2 separate regions of the Mus musculus genome follow, and region 2 is linked to region 1. A link is a loop called in an ENCODE intact Hi-C map of the cell type or tissue named here. Cell type or tissue: left cerebral cortex. All regions are shown on one strand. Each heading gives the region's core, and the rest is flanking DNA. Links, peaks and the distances in the headings are about the cores only. Region 1 has its middle 19 kb from the start of Klhl5. Region 2 has its middle 28 kb from the start of Gm32374.

The links. Hi-C counts contacts between places; a loop is a spot of excess contacts. Peaks named below come from ENCODE experiments on the same cell type or tissue, not always from the same donor. Only the 100,000 strongest peaks of a DNase experiment are listed, where the experiment ranks them.
Region 2: it touches region 1 in a loop (2.7-fold over the local background); 3 of 42 quality-filtered maps call a loop at or near these places.

The regions. Positions count from the first base shown.
Region 1 is chr5:65,107,446-65,117,530 of GRCm38, reverse strand. It overlaps a transcript of Klhl5 not described here. Among named protein-coding and RNA genes, the nearest start is that of Klhl5, 19 kb to the left of the region's middle. In left cerebral cortex, for the core only: no CTCF peak of the experiment used is centred there; no DNase peak of the experiment used is centred there; H3K27ac peaks cover 923 bases.
Region 2 is chr5:65,043,090-65,053,174 of GRCm38, reverse strand. No RefSeq gene overlaps it. Among named protein-coding and RNA genes, the nearest start is that of Gm32374, 28 kb to the right of the region's middle. In left cerebral cortex, for the core only: no CTCF peak of the experiment used is centred there; no DNase peak of the experiment used is centred there.

The sequences.
Region 1 (10,085 bases), core at 594-8,593:
CAACACAGAAAGGAGAGAAAAAAATGGCTAGAGGGAAAAGGGGCATCACTATCATTAGACCACTCCCTGTGTTCCATGAGGCAAGTTTGATCTTTGTTCTCAGGACATCTAATTTCTTCTTGTTTCCTCTTTGTACACAACTATTTAATAAACCACAACCCACAACAACTAACCTCTTGGGCCCTACTTATATACCCTTGGAAAAGTCCCCAGAATCCCAAACATCACACAATCACAGAAACTATCTGCAGCTGGCAAAGCATGCAGCCCTGTGAAGAGCACGAGGCAAATCATAGTCACCTGCTGTGGACAATCTGAAGCAGCCCCATATCCCGCACCTGGGATTAAAATGAAAACTATTCCCATAATGTTTCTGTTTTTAAAAGTTCTCAGTACACTACTATGCCAAAGATGGAGCAGACTCAGAGTATGACTGACTTGTTTAAGCTCTGTGTGCAGCAGAGGACACTAAACTGAACTGAAACTGTTTGCCAGTGCGATCAGGTTAAACTACCGGTAAACAAGGCAGTGTAGCCCTGGCTGCCCTGGCCTTGCTTTGTAGACCAGGCTGGTCTTGAATTCACCAAGATCTGCCTGCTTCTGCCTCCTAAGTGCTGGACTAAAGGCTTGTGCTGCCATGCCTGGCCTTAGTTCAAGTTTTTAAAGAAGAGGGAGAAAGAGGGAGAGAGAGACTAGTTTTCAACTGCTTGAAGAATGTATCACTTCTTAGACAAAAACACTTATGCAATTCCTCACAGTCGCAATTAAACAGGAAATGGCACTAATGTCCAAACACAAGTCCTCAACTTCTGTTACCGTCTTCCTCCCAGTTTTTGGTGTTTGCCTATGAAACAAAGTGTTCACCCATACATCAGACTAGTTTCCATTATCCGTCTGTCCTAATGTATGGTAGGAAAACAAAGATCAACTCACAGAACTGGCTGTTACGTATCCCACTCCCTTTTAAACTTGCCTAGAAAAAAAATCACAGCTGATACTATAATAACTGCTTAATTATAACAAAATATTTGGTTTTGAAAATACCCTTTTAAGGCAAGTGTGGCGACTCATGCTTCTAATACCAGCAGTTGGGAGGCTGAGGCAGGAGGACTGACATGAGTTCCATGTCAGTCTGTGCTTTGTCACCTAATGAATTTCAGATCAGCCAGGACTACAGAGTGAGATCCTATTTCAGAGGACGAACAAGTCTGTCAGCCAATCGTGGTTGTGCACTCCTTTAATCCCAGCACTCTGGAGGCAGAGGCAGGCGGATCTCTGTGAGTCTGAGGGCAGCCTGGTCTACAGAGTGAATTTCAGGGATCCAGAACCACACGGTGAGACAAGCAATCTAGCAGATGAAAAATAGCCTTTTATGGCTGGAGGTGTCGCTAAGAACATGTGCTTAGCACATGTGAGACCCTGAGTTCAGGTTTCAGCATTTGGAGAAGAAATCAGAAGAGTCCTGGGTAGCTGGTAAACGGAATGGGTTTCCTTGGCACACGCTTCTCTTAGTTTGCACATAGACACATTTGCAGGGCACAAGGATGGAAGCTGAGAGGCCACCTAGATGGAGAGAAACATGGCTAACTTCTTGCCTGATCCATGATTTGGCAAATGTGCTGTGACACCCAAATGTCTTATGTGTCATAAAAAGCTACAGCGTGAGTAACTGTGATTTTGTCTTTTACTGACCTGAACCAAATCCAGAAGTGTTTCTGTTCCCTTGAAGCTCTACAGCAATGGAGATGAAAAAGGGAATCAATCAGTACTCTTCAGGCACAAACACAACACAAGTTGTCTGTGGTCTCTGAACACATAACGGAAAATCACAGACAGACTTGAGCTGACGCAGGATCAATCAAGTTTTCCAAGTGCTTATGTTAGAACAACATACAGTTGGTAAGGAAATGGGAATAAAGAACAATTTAAACAACAGAGGGGAGACAAATGTGATGACACAGGGAGAGACAGAGAGAATGAGTGTGAGTTAGAACCTGAATGTGAGGATAGGGATGAACTGACAGAGCCCTCACCTAGAAAGCACAAAGCCCTGGGTTTGATCTTCACCTATTCAATCATTCATTTATTAATTTATAGACAGCCTTGGCTGTCCTGGACTTGCTTTGTAGACCGGGCTGGCCTTGAATTCATCAAGATCCTTTTGCCTCCCAAGTGCTAGGACAAAAAGCTTGCACTGCCATGCTAAGCCTTAGTCCATTTTTTTTAAAGGAGGGGGGGGAGAGGGAGAGAGAAGGGGCAAGGGAGAGGGAGAAGGAGAGGGAGGGGGGAGAGGGGGAGGGAGAGGGGGAGAGGGGGAGAAGGAGAGGGAGGGGGAGAGGGGAAGGAAGAGGGGGAGAGGAGGGAGAGAAGGAGAGGGGGAAGGAGAGGGAGAGGGGGAGAGGGGAAGTGAGAGGGGGAGAGGAGGGGGAGGGATCGAGGGGGAGGGAGAGGGGGAGAAAGAGAGAGAAACTAGTCTTCAAATGCTCATAATCACAAATGAGTTCGTTACTACAAATGTTAACTAAGCCAATGTCATTCAACAACTCCCTGGCTTGCCCTAACATGAAACTTAAAAGAATAGCAATTAAAAAAAAAAAAACACCAAAAAGCTGTTTTATAGTTCCAACTAAAAGCACAATTGGACAAGGGAGTGAATGAAATGGCAGATCAATGGACATCAGCAGTGACTAGAATCTCTCAGTGTTAAATGTATCTTAGGCTAAACTCAATGTTCTTAAGAGGCCCTTCATCTGAGTACTGGTGGCGCATGCCTTTAATCCCAGCACTTGGGAGGCAGAGACCGGTTGTTCTCTGAGTTTGAGGCCAGCCTGGTCTACAGAGTGAGTTCCAGGACACAGAGAAACACTATTTCAAAAATACAAGAGTCTCTTCAGGGTGGTCTTCTCAACTTCCAATGGGGTCTGGGGGTGACAAGAAATAACTTGGACTAGCTAGTGAATGTAATCACAATACAGTGTATTTATGCACAAAACTGTCAAAAATACTTAAAACTACCTAAAATAAAGCCAACATTTGAAAATATAATGAATTAAAAAAGAAAAAAGAAAAGACAAGCTGGGTCTAGCCTCTTTGAAGGACTGCTGAGACTCCATAATTTTAAGGTCCTGTAAGATGCACAATTGATTAGCCCTTCTTTCCACAAATAACAGGAAGAAATGAAGTAACCCTTCTCCAGCCTCTCCTCTCTAGTCTTCACAGGGCAATCACACCTTCTAAAGGACGATTCTTGACTACACCATTATAGCTAAAATTCTTATTCATTTTCAATCTCCTACTCGGTCATAAAAGCCAAATTGTTTGGCATGGAATTCAGAGTTTTTAATGTCTTAGAGGTCCCACCTGCCCTGCCAACATCATACCTTACATTCTATTCATCTATCTCATATTTCATCTATAACTAAAAATAATTAAGCACATAGATCAAATCAATGAAAACAAATACTATTGAATACTTCCAAACGAGCTCATACACTCACTACGGACATTTAAGTTAGCGAACCTTTCCCCTTGAACATTTAAAGTTAAGTCTCTTAGCTCTGTGTCCCAGCAATGGCAATCTGTAGAATTAGGTATATTATCTACATTCAAGGTAACATTACTCCTAGTAAAGATGACTTCCCAGGTTACTCAGTTTGCATTTGGATTCATATAAAGAAACCCCAGCTTTGGGGGGCTCTTATGATAATTCATATCCTTTCCACGATCCTGGAAGCTAAGTTTATGGAGCTGTAAGAGACGTCATGTGTTGAGGGAACATGGAGTTTTAAAGCTAGTGGCTTTGGTGCCCCCCTAGTTGAGCCTCTTTTGAGATATTACTCAGATGGTACAAGCTGCTTGTACGGACTTCTGTGAAGATCACGTCTACCAATCGGGAACACCAACACAGGCCTGCTGATAAGCTGCCGTCACTGTAGGACTGTCTTCTAAACAAGGAAGCTTCTGGTAGTTTCCTGCACCGCACTGTTTAGATGAGTCCACACCCATCCTGCTTTTACACAGCAACAAATGTGTAAGGACATTTCAGAGACTCAAGATCCTGTGCAGTCTGCACCTAAGACCCTCCTTTAGCCTTCACCCCTGATGGGTCTTACCTGTCATGCACAGCTAGTTATGCCTGTTCATATAGATGAGGTCTCGCTGTGAGCCCTGGCTGATCTGGAACTTGCTACTTGGCTCAGGCTGGCTCCGTCAAACTTGCTTTGATCCTTCTGCCTTCAGCCTTCTAAGTGCACCTATGCACCACCATACCTAGTTGCTAAAACAAACACAGTTTTTCCTCACCTCCCTCATGTTTTTCTGGTAATCTGCTCTTCCAGATATCGTATACACCCACCCCTTAGCTGCCTACTGAAGTGCAGCTATGGATACCTTTTGTCTGGGAAGAGACATTGCTACAGAAGAGGAGCGCACAATGATAAGAGAAAATACAAAGTTGCTGGGAATAAAAATGAAGTCGGTGAAGAAATGTAACAACAGGATGTTAAAGTCTAAAATGTCCACGTAGAAGCTGTCCTGGAGAGCAGTCTGTTTGGTAGGGAACTGCTGGACTAGTAGCATGGACTTTCTCTCTGCAGTAATAGCTTTGAGGTGAAGCCAGGGAGTCTCGAGTAAGGACTGAAGGACATGAAGGTAAGAGGCAGACAATTCAGTCACCTATATCTTAGGAGAGGAAGAAATGAATGAAAGGATTTTTTTTTTAAAAAAAAAAGGCATTTGCCTGTGTGTGGAGAGTGCATACACTAGCTACAAATCAACTCCAAGATTCCCTTCTCATCCTGATTATCATAATCCATCTGTCCTAGGACAACCTGCACACTGATGCTAACTGTCTCAGTCAGGGTTTCTATTCCTGCACAAACAGCATGACCAAAAAGCAAGTTGGGGAGGAAAGGGTTTATTCAGCTTACACTTTCCACATTGCTGTTCATCACCAAGGAAGTCAGGACAGGAACTCAAGCAGGCCAGGAAGCAGGAGCTGATGCAGAGGCCATGGAGGAATGCTACTTACTGGCTTGCTTCCCCTGGCTTGCTCAGCTTGCTTTCTTATAGAACCCAGGACTACCAGCACCACCCACAGTGGGCCCTCCCTGCTTGATCACTAGTTGAGGAAATGCCTTACAGAAGGATCTCATGGAGGCATTTCCTCAAGGGAGGCTCCTTTCTCTGTGATAACGCCAGCTTGTGTCAACTTGACACACAGAACCAGCCAGTACACTAATCACACAGATTTTTTTAAGTGGCGTCTCAGACTTCTTTAATCTCAGACTTCTCAGACGCTACTAGAACAGGGCCTCCTTCTTATCTACAAAGTTGCCAGTGACTTTGTTGTTGTTTTAGAGTCAACTCCATTATTTCCAAATTCTGACAGTGAGAGCACTTAAGCTTTAAGTGGTTCTCAACCTTCCTAAGGCTGTGACCCTTCAATACAGTTCCTCGTGTTTCAGTGACCCCAATCATAAAATTATTTTCGCTGCTACTTCAGAACTGTGATTTTGCTACTGTCATTAATCATAGCGTAAATATACAATATGCAGATGGTATTGGGTGACTCCTGAGGAAGGGTCATTCCATCCCCAAACGCTGGTGACCCACAGTCAGGAACCACTGAGAAGGCCAACCTCCACGGTGCATTGACAAAATGCTAGGCTTGGATAAACTGCCAAAGTTCTAGCTTCAACCCTGTGAACTCTTAGATTAAAGCGCCCTTGTAAGAGCAAAACAGAGAAAGGCTAGTCAATAGAGAATCAGAGCAATGGCATGAACATGCAGAGAGAAGCTGGAAAGAAACCACACAGAGAAAGCAGCCCTGCTCTTTACTATCAGCGATGCCAAGGGCCTTGAGGCCCAACTGGGTTTCTGGTCTCTGACATCAACACAAAGCTACATTACTGCTAACAAAACATTCTGGTTGCTTAGACTAGTTCAAGTAATTTTATATAACTTGTTAGGAAATGAACCTTAAGAGCAAAACAAAGAAAGAGGAATACAGTGTTTGTGTGTGTGTGTGTGTGTGTGTGTGTGTGTGTGTGTGTGTGTTACACTCCAAAATTTGTTAATGCCGCCTTAAAAAGAAGGAGAGAACTCAAATTATAGCAATTTTCTTTTGGCATTAGAATCTCTCATTCACTATTTTATTTTCAGAAGACCTAACAGTGCCTTATACACATTTAACAAATGTTTATTGAATGGACATACAATTCAAAATGAAACTCACTTGATCAAAATAGTACATCTAATTGTGGGGTTTTTCAATAGCATTTCATTTCAAATTAAGATGTTCTTTATAATCCTCATTACCACAATTCTGTCTAAACACGCACACTCACACAGAAATGCTGTTTTCCAGTTTTTAAAATAGAAGACTGAAAACCATGGTGGGTCCAGCTTATTCAGATCCTGTGTTGACTCTCAGGGTTATGAAGTCTGCTCAGTAGAGTGGTCATTAAGACTGTTCACAGACCGTGCCAGGTCTCTTCCTTCTGGAGCAGGGTAAGGTAGCATTTCCCTACTTCTTTGAAGTTAGGTATAGCTATGAGTTATGTGGTCACTTCCAATGGGAGCCTTGAAGAGCCACTGTGCTGTTATTACCCAGCACATCCTTTCCTCTCTCCTCCCAAGTGTGGAAGAATGTGCTGAGATGCAGCCTAACAGCCTGGGGTCAAGTGACCCCCTGAAACAGAGCTCGCATGCTGACCCTCACCAGACATACAGTAGGACAGAGATAAACCTTTGCTGACTTAAGCCACTAGGACGTGAGGATCTTCTGTGACCACAGCCTAACCTATTCTGTTTGATACTCAGCAAACATCTTTTTTTCACAAACAGGGTGAAGAGAATAAATAGCATTGGCTCTCAATTTTTCAGAACGGTAACATTTTGTATACAGGTGCCCCTCCCCGCCCCCACCAAAAAATGTTTGTATAGGAGTATTGTACTCCCTTAGGTCAGCTCCAGATAAAATTTCAAACCAATTCCTCATCCTCTCAGCCCTCACTGCCTGACTTCTGAAACCTAGGATGGAAGACTATCTGGATAAGATGTGAGTCTTGGCAATCCAAACTCTTGCCTCCTGTTCTCATTTGCATCCTTCAGGCTGTTTTACTACCAGTAAATTCTCAGCATATATCCCACGAATGAACTGTTTGCTATAACCACACTAGTCTTATAAACTAGAATATAGATCCAAAAGGCTCATAAACTTGCTGGAAATAGCCCCAAACACTAATAAGTTCAATTATAGTTTTTGGATTTGTTGCTGTTATTGTTTTGTTCCAGATCTCTCTCTCCTTTTTGTTTTGTTTTGAGACAGGGTCTCAAATCTCACTATGTTACCTTGGATGGTCTGAAACTTGCTATTTAGGCCAGGCTGGTCTTGAACTTATAGAAATCTGGATACCTCTGTCTCCAGAATGCTAGGATGAAAGGCCTGGACCACCACATCTAGCTCTTTTGCTCTTTCTACTTGTGGCATGTTTTCTGAGATCTTTGATAGCTACAGAATGTAGGGTTATACAGGAAACTAATAGTACAAATAATGTTTGTGATAAGATAGCATGCAAATCACATATTTATATTCACTAGTAATTCAAGGATTTTTACTTGCCTAAACCTAATTCTAGTTCTCAAAGAGTAAACATTCTGAAGCATGAATGGAAAGGCCTATAGGTCATGTGGTCCAAGAGGCAACTTGCTGAACATCTAACGGAGTATGTGTATAGCCTCTTCCTTTGATGTATACAGTGTTAAAACCCTGACTTCTGGATTAGCTTCATTTTGGCCCTTACCAAATTCACTAACTTCAAACACTTTGCTCTCCAGTTCTTATCGGTTCTCAAGCTGTAAGAAAATATCCATAAAGGACTGCTTTATTACATTTGGAATCGGTCACAACATGTATTCTTCCATCAATCAATTTTACAGCAGTATGGTTAAAAAAAAAAAAAAACTTTCAAGAAACTCTGGGGAAAAATAAAGCATCTATCTAAATCCAGATATCTCGAGTTCATCTGAGCTCAGAATCTTTTCCCATCTCCCCTTGTCTTGGAGCTGGGACAAAGAGAACCTTGTGTAGAGCAGACAAGTAAGTCCCTCGCCACCGAGCACAGCTTGGGAAATACTAGTTCAGATCATCACAACCAGGAATTCACAGAACATATACTTCTAATTTCAACATGCCCTGTGTTAAGAACACTTTTTGGGTGGGTGGGTGTCTGTGTGCATACACGCTTGTGCACGCGTGTGCGAGCCCGAAAAAATTTATGATTTTCTGTTGGGAATCTTTTAAAAATGTCAGCTTAATGTCACCATCTCTCTTCCTTTTCTCAGGGCCCATAAAAAGCTGTTTCTGTCAGGCCTCATTACTAGAAAATGCCTTGCTTATGCAGAAGAACTGACTTTTTAAACTGTGGAATCATAAACATGTGGTAGCTTACTGTGTTTCTTTCCTGGCTCTAAGGACGTTCAAAACCCAAACCAAGCCTCACGTGTAGCACAGGACCCGAGGGCAAGCATTGTCTATTCCCTCCCAGCCTGGCTTTCTCCTCAATCTCAATATTCTCATCTAGTTTGTTTAACTATATTGTACACATCGACCCAAAACTGCTTCAAATATCTGGATATACATACTCTCTGTGAGTATCTATGTTCGTCTTCTTTTTCCTACAACTTTGTATCTACTTCTCTGTCCTTGTCACAAAAATATTAGTGTCTTCGCCTTTACCTAAAAGTGTTTTACATAAATCCCCATATGGAACATAAACATTCATTACAGGTAGTTAAACCTGTAAATGCTGAAAGTAAGAGGAAAAAAAAAGTTGTGAGTCCCGTCCCCCCGCCCCAACAGCGATCTAATTAATAATAAAAAGCCTTATTAAACTGTTTATTAACAGGAAGATTTATTACACTCCTTCCTAACAGAAAGGAGAATTAACATTTATTGTGCATCGGTAAAACTGGCAGATACATAGTATAGCAGTTCCATTTTCAAAACAAAGTTGGAGGGCATCTGCCAGCGCATAATTCCTGAGCCATGCAGAAGAAATTGACCTCTCATGACGGTGGAAGGGGAGTGGGGATACACTCTGTATATCCCTTTTAGTAAAAGTCTCAAAACTCAGATGAGATAGTCATAATGGCAACCATGTAGAGTCTCTGACAGCCAAGTTCCCCCAGCAGCTTCTAATTGCGGAACACGCACTGAAGCAACTGTCTAAATGCCAAAGTTGTGACCAGTCAAAACCAAACCCAGGAAACTACAATCATATTCTCTATTTTTGAGGTTAAGGCCATTACTTAAAAACGTTAACAAGGTGTGTATGTTGTAGGGGATCCGAAATAGTTTCCAGCGTGTATGTTTTATTCTTGGGAACAATTCTGGAGAGCAGCACTCGCTCCACCCGCCGGGCCATCTCAGTGCCGCGTGGAGAACTTTGGGCAACTCCAGGGCGGCAGGGCCGCGTTCCGGGGAAGGGGGTGGGGGTGAGGGGGAAACCGGGTTCGAGTCCCGGTTGCAGCTCAAAAGCCCCCAGCCCGGGCCGGCTCCTAAGGTGGGCAAGTCACCCTGGCCAGCGAGTCCTCGGACCCGGAAGGGTCGCATGTATGTTGGGAGCTGGCCTTAGCCCACCGCGCCGAGGAGGAAGTCGCACTTACCGCGGGGGGTCAGGAGGGAGGCCCGGGGTCACCGTGGCGCGGGGCGGCGGGCGGGGAGGCTGCGCGGGGCGCGGGTGGGCGCGCCCAGCGGAGGGATGCTCGGCCCCGCGCGCGCCCCCAGCCCCTTCCCCACAGCGTCGCCCCGCGCAGCGGCCCTCCCGGGCCGAGCCACTCCTCTCCGTCAGGCGACGCCAGGCCAGGAGTCAAACTTGTCCCGCAGCCCCTGAGGGGGCGGGCGGGCACGCGCGCGGGAGTGAGTGGGGGTCGGGCACACGCTCGCCGGTTAGTCCCGGCGCGGCCGCCCCGCCCCACGACAGCAGACCCCGCCCACCACCGAGTCCCGCCCGCTCCGCCCAGGGTGCTAAGCTCCGCCCCCTCGCAGCTGGGTCCAAAGACCGAGAATTCCGTTCTCCAGA
Region 2 (10,085 bases), core at 888-8,887, 65 kb after region 1:
ACTTGACACACACAACCAGCCAGTCCACCTGCCTTCCTCATGTTTGAGGTTTCTGGGATTGAAGCTTCCTCTGCTCTTCTTGTGTGACCCAACCCTGGCTTACTACAGTCCAACAGATAGATTCTGGGTTCAGCTGAAAGACCCTGTCTCAGTGACTAAGGGGTCTCAATGACTAATGATCTAGAAAGACTCCTGATGCCATGCACTGATGTCCAGTGAATTTTGAGAAAGATTCCTCACATGTGCCTGTATACATGCAAACATGCACACACATCACACACACATGTGAAAAAAAATTAAAATTCATGTATGCACAGGCATACCCAAAATGGGATTCTTCAGCTATGCCTAGGTGTTCTCCATCACACACACACACACACACACACACACACACACACACACACACAGCCTTCTAACATTCTGAAGACAGAAGTGTGACCTCTTTGCAAGTGATTAACTACACTATTCCCTATTCGAAGGACACTGCAGTTAATTAACATATGGGCAGATGTGGTCTTTTGCTATGCTTGATAATGTCAGAGTTCTTTAAGGGGAAACTGACAGTATCGTGATCTATTGCAATATTTTTTACACAGTATGATTTGAGCTTGTAACTGCTTAGCCAATTAAAGATTAAGCAGGCAGGCCTGAAATGCTACTCCACAGCTGAAAGAGTGATTTATTGCACAGAAGGTTACTGGAATACAGGGAAGCCAGAATAGCCTAAGAGAAAACCCACACTCTGTTGCTACTATTGGTACTCCTGAACCAGGCTTGCCTGTTCAGCCTAGAGAAAGATCTTCCTTAAACCCAACTCTCAGAGAGCCCCAGTGCACATTTACTAAAAGAAATATGAAAGAAATTTCAAATGAAACCCCAATATACTTGGGGAAGTGCACACCACTTATAATAAATATTTGTAGACTAAAGACCTGCACAAGATTGAGCCTGCCACTCTCCATCACAGGACCAGGGTGGGGAATTTATGAGGCTCCACCCCTAACTGAGGAGCTACTAGTTAATGGCTGCTGGGGAAGGGGGGCAGGAGCCCTTTTCCTGAATGATGTAGTCACTAGTAAGAGGCCAGTGGTCCAGCATGCACTCCCACACTTATGGGCAAACATCCTTAATTAAGCACTTTATTATTTAAATAGGTCATATAAAAATTAAAAAGACATGAAAGTAGACTAGGAACTTGTTAGTAGAAGGAGGAATTCAGAGGAGTGGGAGGGGGATAATGAGAATGAGAGTAATGGGATGAGTAAGACTAGAATACATTATGTGTGTGTGTGTATGAAATTGTCAAAAAATAAACTAAACCTTTTCAGAAGTTTTATTATTGTTTTTAATCATGTGAATTTGTGTGTCTGCATGTGTACATGACTGCAGGCATCTGCAGAGACCAGAAGAGGATGTTGCATCCCTGGGGCCTGGTGTTACAAGCAGTTGTGAGCTGCCCAGCACCGGAGCCGGGAACTGTACACTGCTCCACTGTCTGAGAAAGGATGAGCTCTGAACCACTGAACCATCTCTTCCATAAATACATTTTCAAAGCACGTTTGTGGGCTGACTGGACAGATCTGTGATTAAATGAATGACAAGCACAGGTTCAGGGAAATCAATAGATTTTTCTCCTGAACTTTATCTTGCAATTTGTTTCAGTTTCAGCTTTAAAACCGGCCTGCTTCAAAGAAGAAGAAAAAAAAAGGCAACATTTGGATGCGATACATGGAGGGCTTTATTCCTGCTCTTAAAAACCAATGAGCCTTTCATTCCTTAAGCTTGCCAATTTCAGACCATTTGATGCGGATTCCCCGTTGGTACTGGTGCATTGGCAGTGACTGGACCAGCTCTTGCCTCTCTAGCAGACGCAGGTGGAAATAACCAGCCAAGCGGGACACTGGGTGCTCTTCAGCAAGCAAACTTGTTAGTTTGCACATGATTTCTCTGGGGGAATTGCGAGTTTTTGCTCTATATTCCTTGCCAGAGACCCTGTGGTTTTGAATGAGATGGATAGGAGGCCTACTGTGATGGTTAATACTGTCAGGTTGGCTGGATTTAAAATCGGTGAGACACACCTTTGGATGAGTCTGAATCGCTCCTGGGCAGGATTAAGGAAAGGGTAAAGACTCACATGAATGTGAGCAGCAGGATGCTGTGGCGTTGTGGCTCAGATGGAATGAAAGGGGAGGAAGCTGAGCACTGGCATTCTCTTTTCCTCAGTTTCCTGGGCAGCCGTGGGGTGAATGGCCTGACTCTGTCACACCATCCTGCAGCCATGACGTTTAGACCCTGTGTGTAGGGCCAAGCAGCCATGGGCAGGATCCTCTGAAACAGTGAGCCCAAATAAGTCCTTCCAATGTTAAGCTATTTCTGTCAGGTCTTTGCTTCTAGCAATGGAAGTGTGACTGATACATAGTATTTGAATTGTAACATCTCTATCTAGTCTGTCTCGACTTGCTATGATCTCAGACAGTGCAGAATAGACCAAGACTTCTTGGTAACCAATCAAAGTCGATCATCAAGCCAGTGAACAGGATTGGCTGGGACTATGACTTCCATTGTAGTGATGAGTACTTCTACTTTGATAATGAAGTGGGAAAGTACTTATGAGTTACAGAAGTGCTTTAAAAGGCACAGAATGGCCAAAATGATTTCGTACTTCCCTATATGCACCAAATGGTTTAGATTCTGCCCCCGACACTACAAGCCTGTGCTCTGGGAGGTCATTAGTTTGTCGTGTGCTTTCTATTCATTGGTCTCCTTTTGAATGAGATTGAGCTGCGGAGCAGAGCAGAGTCCCAGATTCATTCAGCCCAGACCCATTGTGTCTACAGCTTTCTCATCGATTTAGAGAGGGAGAGCCAGGAGTTGCAGACGCAGGGATTTGAATGCCCTCGTGCTGCATTTGTGGAGATGAGCAGATTGTAAACTGTCTCTTGCAAACATGATCTGCATCTGGGCATCAAGCTAGCAACTCCAAAGCACCGAGTCAATTCATTGGCTGGCCATTTCTCTCCAGAAGTGTCTGAGATTGCTTCTGTAGTCGTTACAGGTCCCACAACCAGTCAGGCTGAGAAGGAAGAAGAGAGAGAGCATCTGGCTAAGACCTTTCCGATGAGACAGAAATGTCCTAGTTCTCTGTTCAAATCAGCATAATCTTTAGAAGTTTTGCATTTAGAACCCTGGTTTGCACTGTCCTGAGAAAGTCAAGGGCAGATGTGCTTAGTCATCAACATCAGCCCTGAAAGCGCATAAGAAACTCAGATTGGAGACACTCCCATATACTTCTATTCTCATCAAAACTAATCTGTGTATTTCATAGTTTTCTTATCTGATAAGACTTATCAGTTCACCTCCTTATGAGAAGCAATTTATTTAGACCCTTTTGATTATTAAATGTACTTATATTAATTCACCCATTAATACATTTTTATTGAAAAGTTTTAACGGCTTGGGGCTGGAGAGATGGCTCAGTGATTAATAGCATTCTGGAGGACCCGGGTTCAATCCCCGCACCCACATGGCAGCTCACAGCTGTCTGTAACTCCATTCCCAGGGGGTCTGATGCCTCTTCTGGCTTCTTCCAACACCAGGCATGCATGCGATTGACACGCAGACACACATTAGGTAAAACACTCATACACGTTTAAAAATACATTATTTAAATAGTTTTAATTTAACTTACAAACTGGGCTGGAGTCCTTTAGCATGACTGTGTCAAATTCTGCTATGCTCGCCCACTTGTTTCATTCCACTGCCTCCATGGTTTTTACAGTTTTGTGTGTTTGTGTGTAATGTGCTCTGAACACATATTCATGTTAATTTATGTAACTAACCTAGAACTGCTTGTCCACCTAGCAACTGGACAGTACAGAGGGACAGTTCATTCTTTTGGTTCTCCTTCTTCTTTTTTAATGGTTTCACAGCATTTCATAGTTAACCTGATATTCATTACAGTTAATCCTACTTGACAGGTGCCTCAAAGGGTGCATTCATCAAAGGAGAAATCACTGAAGGCCAGTTAGGTGCTAAGTAAGGTGCTGGGACTACGACAGAGAGCAAAACAACGAGAAATGCTGGCCTGTGGAAATCACATCCCAACGTCAGGCAGAGTAGACTTGACAAAGAGGACACAGAGGACATTACTTGGAGATGCCCTTAGAGAAAATGAGCAGGCAGGGGGGCACACTTAAACTTACTGGGGGGGGGGGGTTACACTTAATCTTCTTTTCTAACTGCTGGCCTGGGTGCCTCCCCAGCAATGTACCCCCAGATACTTGCTCTTTCTCCTGGCCATGTGCTCACAGTCCATCTTCTCTCCCGGCAGCTTCCTGACCCCCTCTCCTGTATCCTCCTCCTTCCTCCTTTCCGAAACCCCCAACCAGGTAACTCCAAACCTGCCCACCTCAAATCCCTCCAGTAGTTGGCTGTAGCCATTTATTTTTAACCTATAGCTTTAAATTAAGGAACAAGGTTTGCGCAAGAAAAGCTGGTAAAGGTGAGAATTCACTTGTTAGCAGCTAGAACTTCTGTATAGAACCTAACATTACAACATATAGCAACAGACTAAGCCTCAACAGCTCACGGGTATCAAAGGCGTTTTTGTTTTGTTTTGTTTTGTTTTTTCAAGACAGGGTTTCTCTGTGTAGCCCTGGCTGTCCTGGAACTCACTCTGTAGACCAGGCTGGCCTCGAACTCAGAAATCCGCCTGCCTCTGTCTCCAAGAACTAAATACATGTGCCACAACTGCCTTTTACTGACAGAGAAATGGCCTAAGTCTGTCCTGCAGTTCACCATTTGCATTATCATCCTGTGTTAATCCCCAGCAGTGAATTGCTTCCCCTCCGACCCCCATCCTTACTTTGTCCAGAGGCACCAGACTTTCCTGTCACAACATCACTGTCAACAAGAGACAATCTGAGTTTCCAGTGACCAATGGGTCTCTTACTTAGCATTAGAGGGTCATACCATGAGGACAATGAGGGAGAATGAGAAGTGCAAGTGACTTGCCATCTCCTGGGCGCTAAGGCATTTGTGGGCACACAGTGCCACAGTGCTCTGCTGGAGGCTATGGGATACAGAGATGGACCTTCAGGTGTTATTAGAAGCAAAGATCTCAGTCAATGAGAAAACAAAGGGACACATATTTGTATTTTCTTTTATTGTCGGGTATCTGGCCTGTCCTTGAGCTCTGTCCAGCATTTTATTTATGGCTGGGATAGGAATCCTTGGTCTCCAAGTTAGGAGTTGGATGATCATAGGCAGCTAATTTTACCTCTGATTGAGCTTTTCAGCTGTAAATGGATATGATAGTAGCTGTAGCTATCTTATGAGATTAGTGTTGGAGATTAAATGAGACTGGAGGCAGAGTGCTTACTCCGGGTATCTGAAATGCAAGAAGTAATTAAATGCTTATTACCATTATTTCATCAATCGTCACCACCAACGCCGCAGTCACCACCACCATTGTCTCTTAGCCGCAGTGCCAGTGCCAAGTCCACAGGGAGCAGGAGGTGTCAGCCAGCATTTTTTTTTTTTTTTTTTTTTTTTTAGAATGTTTCCCAGGCTCTTGTGGAACTTTGTGAAGACACAAGCTTCAAGCTAAAGCTAGTCTAGACAACGCTGTGATCTTTAAGGCGGGGAGAGCATTAAAAACTGCCACGCTCCAGGAAGCAAGGAGAGTATTCAGTGCTCAGGGATGGTGCTGGTTACAGACTGGCTTCCCTGGCATGGAGGAGACAGGGAGGGAAGAGGAAACGGAGAGGACAGGGCCGCTGAGCTGCTTAGTGTAAATGTCTGAGAAGGGAGAACAAAGCTGTGGTGGGAACCACCCAGGGACCAGGTGACCGCGTGGACTCCAGTCTACTCTCTTTAGTCCCAGTTTGTTCTCAGCTGCAGGAGAACAAGCAAAGCATACAACTGAAGCTTTCAGTTGTATACCTACCCTGAGGCTTCCACGGTGCCTAAGCCTCGAAACCCGAGCATTCAGACCTCCCTAAAGCCAATAGTGGCTTTCCTCTTAGGTGGTTCTAACTTGTTCAAACAGCTAGCTAGTGAGGTCAGACTGTCCTGGGTTCAAATTCCAGTTCCGTTGTTACTCATGCAGCTCTGGGCCAGTTACCTAACTTCTCTGAGTCTCTGTTTTTGTTCTTGTGGTGGGGATTATAATTATAACCACCCAGCTTCCAATCGGGTTGTTAGCATTTTGTCTAAGCTCCGCCCCACAGTTACCCGGCAACTGCCAGGTGTGCCTGACTCACTATAAAAGGGGCTGTTTGCCCCCTCCTCACTCTCTCTTGCTCTTGCCTTCTAGCCCTATCCCCCTTCCCTCCCCCCTTCTCTTCTTCCCTCTCTCTCCACATGCTCATGGCTGGCCTCAACTCACTTTCTCTCTCTCTCTCTCTCTCTCTCTCTCTCTCTCTCTCTCTCTCTCCCTCTCTCCCTTTCTCTGTCTCTACTACCCTCTCAACTCCCCTCCCCATGCCCTGAAGAAACTCTATTCTATACTGTACCGTCATGTGACTGGCTCCGCAGAGGGAAGGGATGCCTCAGCATGGGCCTGCAGAGGTACCCCCTTCCCCCACACCTGACTACACCTCCAGCAAACATATTCCTTCCTTCCTTATTTTTTTTTTTCCTAACACAACACGGGTGATTGTGAATATTTAATGGAACCACGCATTAAACACTAAACACACAGCCCAGCATATGGCAAGTACATATGAGCGATCACAGTTGAAATTCTGAGTGGATGTTTCTCTGGTAAATGGGGAAAGGAAATTAGAGAGAGGGAAAAGCCGGGCAGATTGGTAAAAAAAAAAAAAAAAAAAAAAAAAAAAAAAAAAAAAAAAAAAAAAAAAACTGATCCTGGGAACTGTGTACTTAATGACAGTTAAAAAAAAAATCCTGTGAGAGAGGCAGGATAAAGATGGCAAGGACTCAAGGGCTTAGCTTAGCTTTTTGCCAAGGTTTCACCCATCTGGCCTTGGCTTCTGTACTGCCTTTTCCATCCAAATCGCATCTGAGAAGCCTGCCAGTTGAACACACAGGGCAGGAAGATAGATCAGCTCTGGATCACCCCAAATTTCTGCACTCAGTGAAGGCATCGAAGACATCCATCTATTATTCTTTTCAGGTGAAACTTCCTTGGAGACTAATACAAGAGGCAGGCCAGTCGGGTGAGTCGCAGTCACTACAGGCTGACATAATTCTATTGCTTCTTGGCTGATGGCTCATGCCGAGAAAAATCCTCTGTGATCCAGACAAAGGTGGATTTAGTTCAATTCCCAACACAAAATCCCAACCCTCTGCACTCTCTTTATGCCCAATCTGTGATGACTTCTGACAGTTGAACTAGTAGAAATAACATCGACATATTCTCACTGTGTGGGTTGTCATAATTTAACTAGAAAGTGTAGAATATAGGATGGAAGATAAAAATCAGACCTGTGAACATATAGGAAACAAATACAAACCAGTCTATGAAATGAGATGGTCCAGAAAATAAAATAAAACATGTTAACCCCTCCTTTATTTTGTTTCATGTGAAGAGTGTCTGGTCTGAAGCCACTCCAGTGGCAATGTGAATTCTAATCAACTGCAAGATCAGGATGGGATTGCCATTCTAAGATGGATTTTTCAGTACCATCTTTACTGAAGTGCCTTTACAAACGTGGTAATTTAAGGAACTAAGTTGAAGCCAGCTATTTCAACATTAGCATACAGGGCATGCTTAAAGAAAGGATCAAAGGGCAATTTCTTATATTTTCAAAAAGAAAAAGAAAGAAAGAAAAGAAAAGAAAAGCAAAAACCAAACCCAAAAATCCACTCCAGTTTGGCTCTGTAATTACTTTTACAAAATTAACCACCATTTGAAGTTGTGTAGCGTGACCAGCTTTATCTGTTCGGCGAGTGTGTGCGTGTATGAGCACACACAGCACTTCTTTAGGACAAGGAGAAATGCAATGATTATTTCAACAGTTTGTAAATTTGAGAGGACCCTTCCTGGTTTTGTTTCTCAGACGGGTGCAGCGAGGCCAGCCAGCACAGACGGTGCATCTCTGGGCGTCTCTGGGCGTCTGTGGTGCGTCTCTGGGCGTCTGTGGTGCGTCTGTGGTGCGTCTCTGGGCGTCTCTGGTGCGTCTCTGGGCGTCTCTGGTGCGTCTCTGGGCGTCTCTGGTGCGTCTCTGGGCGTCTGTGGTGTGTCTCTGGGCGTCTGTGGTGCGTCTCTGGGCGTCTCTGGTGCGTCTCTGGGCGTCTCTGGTGCGTCTCTGGGCGTCTCTGGTGCGTCTCTGGTGCGTCTCTGGTGCGTCTCTGGGCGTCTCTGGTGTGTCTCTGGTGCGTCTCTGGTGCGTCTCTGGGCGTTTCTGGTGCGTCTCTGGTGCGTCTCTGGTGCGTCTCTGGGCGTTTCTGGTGCGTCTCTGGGCGTCTCTGGTGCGTCTCTGGTGCGTCTCTGGGCGTCTCTGGTGCGTCTCTGGGCGTCTCTGGGCGTTTCTGGTGCGTCTCTGGTGCGTCTCTGGGCGTCTCTGGGCGTCTCTGGTGCGTCTCTGGGCGTCTCTGGTGCGTCTCTGGTGCGTCTCTGGTGCGTCTCTGGGCGTCTGTGGTGCGTCTCTGGGCGTCTCTGGGCGTCTCTGGTGCGTCTCTGGTGCGTCTCTGGAATCGTAAGCACTTCAGAGCAGCTGATTTCTTTCTCAAGGACGCCTTTGCTTCCTGCACTGGGGCTTTTTCTGGTAATTTGTATTTTCCTTCAGCCAGCACATTATTGATCTTTCTTTCTTTCTTTCTTTTTCTTTCTTTCTTTCTTTCTTTTTCTTTCTTTCTTTCTCTTTCTTTCTTTCTTTCTTTCTTTCTTTCTTTCTTCCTTCCTTCCTTCCTTCCTTCCTTCCTTCCTTCCTTCCTTCCTTCCTTCCTTCCTTTCTTTCTTTCTTTCTTTTTCGAGACAGGGTTTCTCTGTGTAGCCCTAGCTGTCCTGGAACTCACTCTGTAGACCAGGCTGGCCTCGAACTCAGAAATCCGCCTGCCTCTGCCTCCCAAGTGCTGGGATTAAAGGTGTGTACCAACACCGTCCGGCTGATGTTTCTTTCTTATGGGTTGAATCTGAAATGTGCTCACCCTACCCCAGGCTTCGTTTTGAAAGCTTGTTCCCCAATTGGTGGTGCCTTATTATTTTTTTTTATTTTTATTTTCCTGAGGCCCTGGGAGCTTTAGGTGTGGTGTGAGGAACGGAAGAGCTAGTTGTTGAAAACCGGTCATTGTGGGCCTTTGAAATGGTCCTAGATCCTATTGGACTCTCAGCTCTCTGATCTGCGGTGATGTGAACAGTCTCCGCCACAGGCCCCCCTGCAGCCATGAGCTGTCCAGTCTCACTCTATCATCTCCATTACGACGGCTGAAATCTACCAACAAAGAACTTGTCCCTCCCTTATGATGTTTCTGCCGGGACACAGAAGTGTGGAGACACTCCTGGTCCCCCTTGCTCTGTGTCTGAAGTGTGCCGTTTCTTTGTTTGTGTGTGTGGCTTCCTTTGGTCCCAGCTTCAGTGAGTCACATGCTCCTTTAACCCTGAGCTTGTGTCCAGCCGTGTATGCCACCCAGAGAAAGCACACATTGCTGTTCTCAGGGCCGAGAATGCCAACTTAGGCCTGTCCTTCCGGGTCTGGGACTCGGTTTGTCCTTTGCATCTGTGTGTGTCAGTGCCCCGAAGCAATGTTTTTTTGAATGCTTTTTACTTAGAATTTGAAATAGGCTTTGGATATTTTTTAATTAACAAGGCACAGACTTGGGGCTATATTCATTATTTAGACCAGAATTTATGTTGTACTTGATGCAAAAATCAGGCATTGCTTGTTCAGGGTAATTGTGTACAGTGCAATAAACCCAGTTTATGTAAAGTATTATTGAAGGAATAGCCAAGTTCCACAGTAAGCCTGCTAAATCATTCATTCAGGAATAGATTCACGTTTCCCCAGGTCTGGATCATGTGTTTTGACAGGTTTTAAAGCAAAGCAAAGCAGCAATTATTTCAAGGTGATGGTGGAAGCCAGGACTGAGAGAAATCCCTGACAACGGGTCTGTAGTCAATG